Linked DNA regions of Homo sapiens: regions 1 and 2 are each linked to region 3. Evidence: read pairs that join two places in POLR2A ChIA-PET (ENCODE). Cell type or tissue: GM12878. All regions are shown on one strand. Region 1 has its middle 19 kb from the start of TPRKB. Region 2 overlaps LOC105374809 (a long non-coding RNA gene). Region 3 overlaps HK2 (hexokinase 2).

Region 1 (2,500 bases), 1.1 Mb before region 3:
TTCCTAGTGGTAACAGGCTACTGGGTTTCCAAAAAGAAAGCCCAGATCTGCCAAAAGATAGTAAAATACTTAGGGTTTGAACTGAATAAGGGGCATAGAAACCTTCCCCCAGGCCACCTGGAGGCAATCGTCTGGGTAGCTGTCCCCATCTCCTGTAAACAACTGCAACGGTTTCTAGGAATGATGGGATTCTGTTGAATTTGGATTTTGAATTTTGGACTTACGGTAAAACTCCTTTATGAGGCCCTAAAAGGAAAAAATTCTGAGCCCCTGATCTGGACTTCAGAATGCCAAAATTAAAAGTCAAAGAGGCTGAGCACGGTGGCTCATGCTTGTAATCCCAGCACTTTGGGAGGCCGAGGCAGTCAGATCACTTGAGGTCAGGAGTTCGAGACCTGCCTGGCCTACACGGCAAAACCCTGTCTCTACTAAAAAATACAAAAATTAGCTGGGCATCGTGGTGGGTGCCTGTAATCCCAGCTGCTCAGGAGGTTGAGGCTGGAGAATCCAGGAGGCAAAGGTTGCAGTGAGCTGAGATCGTGTCACTGCACTCCAGCCTAAGTGACAAGAACAAAACTCCATGTCAAAAAAAATAAATAAGTAAATAAAATAAAGTCAAAGAAAAGTTAAAGACTGCCTCTTTGCTGGGCCTTCCAGATTTAAGAAAGCCCTCTAATTTAGTTGTGCACAAAAAACAAGCCATGGGCTTGGGTGTCCTAACTCAAAGCTTGGGAACTGACTGAAGACTGATTGCCTATTTCTCTGAACAGTTTGACCAGGTGGTGAGGGTTGGTCCCCCTGCCTCCGAGCAGTGGCTGCAACTTGCAACCTCTTCTAGGAGGCTGAAAAGCTAACTCTAGCTCAGCTCATCACTGTCCACACACTGCATCACATCTCCTGTCTCTTAGATCAAAAAGGTGGATACTGGCTGACCTCTGAGAGGTTGGGAAAATACCAAGCCATCCACCCTCCTTGACAATCCAGAGGTGAAGTTAAAGGTGTTCTCGGTTCTTAACTCTGCTACCTTAATACCTCCAGAGAAGGAGCCAGGGCCCATACAAAATTGCCTTCCAATTAATGAGCAGGTCTTTCCAAGGCAACCAGACCTGGCAGATCAGCCCCTGCTGTGCTCCAAACTAGGACTGTTCACAGATGCAAGCAGCTTCATGGACCATGGACATCATCATGCTGAATTTGAGGTCATTACCTTACAAGGAATTAAGGAAGCCAAAGCCTTATTGCTAGGCACCTCAGCTCAGTGGGCCAAGGTGCCCTTATGCATGCCCTCCAATTGGGTAAGAAAAAAAATTATGAATATTTACATAGACTCCCAATATGATTTCTTGGTGGCACATGCCCACAGAGCTATGTAGAGAGAGGTCTTTTGACTAGCAAAAATAAAGAAATCAAATATACTTCTGATATTTTGGCCTTATTAGAATCTGTAAAAGGCCAGGCATGGTGGCTCATGCCTATAATCCCAGCACTTTGGGAGGCTGAGGCGGGTGAATCACCTAAGGTCAGGAGTTCAAGACCAGCCTGGCCAACATGGTGAAACCTCGTCTCTACTAAAAAATATAAAAATTAGCCAGGCACGGTGACACATGCCTGTAGTCCCAGCTACTTGGGAGGCTGAGGCAGGAGAATCACTTGAACCCGGGAGGCAGAAGTTGCAGTGAGCCGAGATTGTGCCACTGCACCCTAGCCTGAGCAACAGAGTGAGACTCTATCTAAAAAAAAAAAAAAAAAAAAAAAAAAAAAAAAAAAAATCAGTAAATGCCCCCTCTAATAGTGGCTATCATCCACTGTCCCAGCCATCAAAAAGGAGACTCCCGAATAGTCAAAGGAAATTAGCTTGCCGACCTGGCAGCCAAGCAAGCCACAAAAACATTGGACTCTGAGGCTTTCTTAGCCCCACTAATACCTCACAATGATCTGACCAAGTTCCAACCTTGCTATACCAAAGGAGATTTAAAGTGAGCCAAGGAATGGGGATTCACATCCCAGCCCTGGCCCATCCAGGCTGGAAATGTAATCTGGAAGGTATCGTATTGGTTCCCAGTGCCCTCCTTAAAGATATAGTGAGCTAGTTTCATCAAAGCATCCATTACAGAAAAGATGCAACCCTTCAATGGCATGTGAGTTCTTGATTGACCCCGACATGCAATGGGGTCATTCAAAATGTGATCTATCAATGCATGCTTTGTGCCCAAACTGCCCTAAAACTGACCCCACCCCTGTTCAAGGGTACAACATTGAGGAGACTCTCCATGCAAGGACTGGCAAGTTAATTTCACCACAATGCCACGGGTGCCTGGAGGCTACAGGGCATCTTTTTGTACAAAAAACATCTTTTTGTTTTTTGTAGACACATTTACAGGATGGGTAGAGGCATACCCTATCCGAACAGAAAGGGAGCTGAAGTGGCCCACACTATACTAAAGAGATAATTCCCCAGTATGAACTCCCTTTGACGATTCAGAGTGACCATGGTGCGGTG
Region 2 (2,500 bases), 100 kb after region 3:
TAATCTAGGAAGGGTGAAAGGCAAAGTGAATCCAGATAGATAGATGTCATTAGAGTGAGAATGCCAGGGATTAATGGCATTTGTGACTTCATGGGGCCTCAGATAGCCACTTTCCAATTTTATGAATGGATACTACATTTACATAGAAAAACAGCATCTGCTCTCCCCAGTGCTTAGCGGTGATCAGTGTAAGTCTTGGAATGCCAGAGGGTGATCAACTGATGCTTTTAGCTGCTTGTAGTTCCTCCGTGTACTGGTCAGCTACAGGGTGGGAGTTCTCTGATATACAGAAACATGCCACGGATGCTGTGGAATGGACTCCTCCGGATGCAGTAACAGGGTGATAGTGCAAGTGCATTATCTGTTCAATGAGCAGCAGCAGTACTACAGGCTTAGGACCCGTTCAATACATTCTCCCTGACTCTATCAGCGAGTGATGGGTGGAACAAAGGTGAACTGGAAAATGGAGAGGCTTTGAGTAATACCTTCCAAAATAAGAATACAAATTGAGATCTGAGGTTTTCCTACTCTACGTTCTTACGATAACCCATAGTTTTCTTTTGTTACCTATAATAGTTTATAATGACATATTTATGCATTTATTTGGTTAATGTCTATCATATATCCTATATTTTAAGCTATATAAGGCCAGGAATTGTAGGTACTTTTATTTACCAGGGATCCCAGTGGCTAATACAGTGCCTGAATGTGTGGGTTTTTTACAAATTCTTTAAGAGTGACCCACTACTATTTCTGATTATAAGTATTAGTCATCTTGTTGCTGCATAACAGATTACCCCAAAATTTAGCAGCTTAAAACAACATATATTTATTATCTTACAGTTTCTGTGGGTCAGGAATTTGGGAGTGACTTAGCTAAGTGGTTCTGATATTAGTTAGGCTGCAGCCATTGAAGGCTTGACTGGGGTTGGAGGATACACTTCTTAGAAGGCTCATTCACATGAATGCTAGTAGAAAGTTTCAGTTCCTTTGCTGCTTATTGGTGGGAGGCCTCAATTTTTAACCACATGCATGACTTCATAGGGCTGCTTGAGTGTCCTTATGACATGACAGGTAGCTTTTTCTGGAGTAAGTAGTATGGGGATGCAAGGAGAGAGGGAGAGACAGGAGGAAGAAGCAATACTTCTATTAAAAATAGGCTTTTTCATACCGTAAAACTTACCCCCACCCTTTTTTTTTTTTTTTTTTGGACATAGGGTCTCATTCTGTTGTCCAGGCTGGACTGCAGTGGTATGATAATGACTCACTGCAGCTCTGACCTCCCGGGCTCAATTGATCCTCTTACCTCAGCTTCCCAAGTAGCTGGGACTACAGGCATGTGCCACCACACCAGCTAATTTAAAAAAAATTTTTTTTTTAGAGATGAGGTTTTGCCATCTTTCCCAGGCTGCTCTTGAACTCCTGGGCTCAAGCGATCTACCCGCATTGGCCTCCCAAAGTGTTGGGATTACAGGCTTGAGCCACTGTGCTGGCAAATTTACCCTTTTAAATTGTACAATTCTCCCTGGTCATCTAGTGTTTATGAAAAATCACCAAAATAAATGAAGTGTACAATTCAGTGGTTTTAATACATTCACAAGGTTGTGCAACCATCACCACTATCTAATTCTAGCATATTTCCATTACTCCAAAAAGAAATTCCATTATTTGTCGGCAGTCACTTCCTATTTCTCCCTCTCCCCAGGCCCTGGCAACCACTAATCTTTCTGTCTCAATGGGTTTGTCTAATCTAGACACTTCATATAAATGGAATCATACCATATGTAGCCTTTTTTGTCTCACTTCTTTCACTTAGTATACATGCCACATGGCAGCATGTATCAGCATTTCATTCTTTTTTATGGGCAAATAATATTGTACTGTATGAATAGACCACATTTTGTTTATCCATTCATTAGTCAATGGATATTTTGGTTGTCTTGGCTTTTTGGATACCATGAACTTTGCTACTATGAACATTTGTGTACAGGTTTTTATGTGGACATATATTTTCAATTCTTTTGGATATGTACCTATGCGTAGAATTTCTGGGTCATATGGTAATTATATGTATAAATTTTTTTGAGGAACTGCCAAACTGTTTTCCAAAGTGGCTGCATCATTTACATTCTGACCAGCAGTATATGAAGTTTCCAGTTTCTCCACAACTTGCCCACATTTGTTTTGCTGTTTTGATATTTGCCATCCTAGTGGGAAGTGGTATTTCATTGTGATTTTGTTTTGTATTTCTATTTTCCTAACAAATATTGATGTGCAACTTTTCATATGATTATTTGCCATTTGCATATCTTCTTTGGAGAAATGTATATTCAAATTCTTTGCTCATTATTAAATTGGGTCATTTGTCTTTCTATTATTGAGTTGTAAAAGTTCTTTATATATTCTAGGTACAGTTCTGGCTATCAGGTGTATGATTTGCAAATACTTTGTCTTTCCACTTTCTTGATAGTGTGTCCTTTGACACAATTAATTTAAATAT
Region 3 (2,500 bases):
CCCCCATTCGAGGTCTCTGGGATGCCTGGGACATTAGTGCACTTCAGGTTGAAGCATCCTTGCGATGTCGCAGGAGACACAGTTGTGCTGAATGATCACAGGGTTAGTTCCAGCTCCTTTTCCCTAACCTCTGTCTCCCCGGTAACTAACCCAGAGAAGAGCAGAGGCTTCAGAGGGCATTGTGGAGGCTGCTTACTTGGGATTTCATATTCTTCTGCTGTGGAGTTTGTCAGTTAAATACTTGCTCACTCATCCTCACATCTCTCCCAGACCTGGCTTTCCACAGGGGAAATCATTTGCAGTGCCCTGTGCTGAAGAGTCACAGGACCCGCCATGATAGGTTTGGCCCCACCGACCCCTGGAATTTCACAGAAGGGAATGGCCATTCTCACATTCTTTCGGCAGATTGGGTGAGGTTCCCTGGGCATCCTGGGATTTGGCAGTCAGCTCTTTGCCCCTCATATACAGACCCTGGGCTGTTGAGTGTGTTCCTTCCTGCTGAGCCCAGGGTGCCCTGGGTTCTTCACGAAGCCCAGGGGGATTCTGCATGTGCAACCCATACCCTCCATCCCACCTCTTGAACAGCCGTTGCCTTATCCACGTCAGGAGTCAGGAGTCTTGGCCCTGTTCCTGTGAACAGAGAATCTCATTTCCCCTAAAATGCTGCCCTCTTTTAGGGGTGGTCACTCATTTTGTTTGCAGATGGATCTCTAAGCATTTCCCGGACATTCTTTCCTGCCTTGGTTAAATCTTATCTCAGCGTTAACCAGGAGAGTGAGTCAGGCTCTGAGAAACTGGCTCTGGAAGCCCTTGGGGCCCACCCACCTCCTGCCCACTCAGCCTTCCTGCCTTTCCACCATTTCTGCCCTGGATGCTTGGAGGTGGTCCATGTTCTTAAAAGGCCTTTTTCCCAATCCCTTCCTTCTGGCATCTCCATATTGTCTGAAGGAATAAAGCCAGATGAACCATCTGACAGCTTTAATTAGGGTTAAATGAGGGCATTCGAAACTGCCACTTTTCCTTCTTTCCCATTTGAGGGACTTCCTCTTCCTGCTTCCTGTTTCCTCCCAAACTTTTCTGTCTCAGTCCCCTCCATGAAGTCCTGTAGCCTCTTCCCATCAGCTCTGTGTGTAGTAACTCAGGCCACCCTCAAGCTGCCCTCCAGGTAGGTCCTGTTATTATCTATTATTCAAATGAAGAGACCAGGCACAAAATAGGATAGTACCTTGCCCCAGGGCAAGCCAGAATCCAGACCCAGGCAATGTGACTCCAGAGCCAGTGCCCTTAACCCCCAGCACAAAGCTGCTGGGACAACTATGTTTCAGTTTCACTTATGTTTCAGTTTCATGGGGTTATGAGTCAGGTATCAGCTGGGAAGGGACCTTTGGGACCATGTAGTCTAAACAAACCCTTCATTTTACAGTTAAGGAAACCAGATGTTGTGTACTAAGGGACCAGCCCAAGCTCACATAGGATAAGCCCCAGATCTGGAACCCAGTTTCTTGATCCCCATCATGTTTTTTTAAAACACAGTTTGTGCAGCATGAACTCTTATCATTTTAGGTGTCAGTTTCCCAAGATCAAAGGCAGGATTTACTTAGCTGTATCTAGGGGGATGCCCTAATTGTCCAAACTGGGCCGCTTTTGAAAATGGAGGAAAGCACTATCAGTAGTTATGCCATGACCACAGGTGTAAACTGAGATTGTCTTGGGTAAGCAGGGAAGTGTGGGTACCTTGCCTGTGGTGGGTGTGATCTTGGGGTGGATGGGGCAGACTGGGACAGACCCAGAGGTATTTGATCCAGCAAGTGGACCGCTGGCAGCAGACAGGAGTGGGGAGTTCAGATGCCACTGTGGGGCAAGAGGCTCAGAGGCAGATTCTGGTCCCTGGCCTGGGGCTGTCGAGGGGTAGGCAGAGTCTGACTTCTAGGGACCTAGCATCCTAGGCAGGGCAGACAGGTGGACTGGGAGGAAACCATGCTGCTGCGGGGATCCCATGCAGTGTGGGCGCCAGCCTGAAGAGCAAGGCCCGACACAGAGCACCTGGTCAGTCGGGAGTAGCCAGCTCTTCCCCTTCACCAAGTTACTTGTCAACTTTTCTCTTTGGTGTTCCCATAGCCCCTTGTGTATAACTATAACAAAGGTTTCTTGAGCACCTATTATATCCTAGTATTGAGATAGCTGCTGCTATGACTGCAGAGAGGCCATTTATGCTGGGCTATGGAGGGTCAGTGGGAGTTTGTTAGACAAGGGGAGGGGACATTTTGGGCAGTGAGGCCAACACATACACATTTCTAACCATTTCAAGACAAACACTCCTCAGATTCACATTGATGTATGTGATTTAAGTGATTGTAAATCCATATTTTATTAATGTAAAGGAAACTGCCTACTGTTCTGCCCTTCCTGTCAGTTTGTAATTACTTGTTAATGTATCTGTCTTCTGCCAATAGACTCAGCCCCTTCCTGGCAGAGGCTGGTGTCTCCTTTATCCCAGTAT

The links. Peaks named below come from ENCODE experiments on the same cell type or tissue, not always from the same donor. Only the 100,000 strongest peaks of a DNase experiment are listed, where the experiment ranks them.
Region 1: POLR2A ChIA-PET joins it to region 3 with 5 read pairs; 2 of 35 experiments call an interaction of 5 or more read pairs at or near these places.
Region 2: POLR2A ChIA-PET joins it to region 3 with 6 read pairs; 3 of 35 experiments call an interaction of 5 or more read pairs at or near these places.

Annotation. Positions count from the first base shown.
Region 1 is chr2:73,755,481-73,757,980 of GRCh38, forward strand. No RefSeq gene overlaps it. Among named protein-coding and RNA genes, the nearest start is that of TPRKB, 19 kb to the left of the region's middle. In GM12878, no CTCF peak of the experiment used is centred here; no DNase peak of the experiment used is centred here.
Region 2 is chr2:74,944,327-74,946,826 of GRCh38, forward strand. All of the region lies in intron 1 of LOC105374809 (a long non-coding RNA gene), which reads right to left. Among named protein-coding and RNA genes, the nearest start is that of POLE4, 13 kb to the right of the region's middle. In GM12878, no CTCF peak of the experiment used is centred here; a DNase peak (open chromatin) is centred at 995.
Region 3 is chr2:74,842,788-74,845,287 of GRCh38, forward strand. All of the region lies in intron 1 of HK2 (hexokinase 2), which reads left to right. Among named protein-coding and RNA genes, the nearest start is that of HK2, 9.9 kb to the left of the region's middle. In GM12878, no CTCF peak of the experiment used is centred here; a DNase peak (open chromatin) is centred at 1,354; H3K4me3 peaks cover 689 bases; H3K27ac peaks cover 759 bases.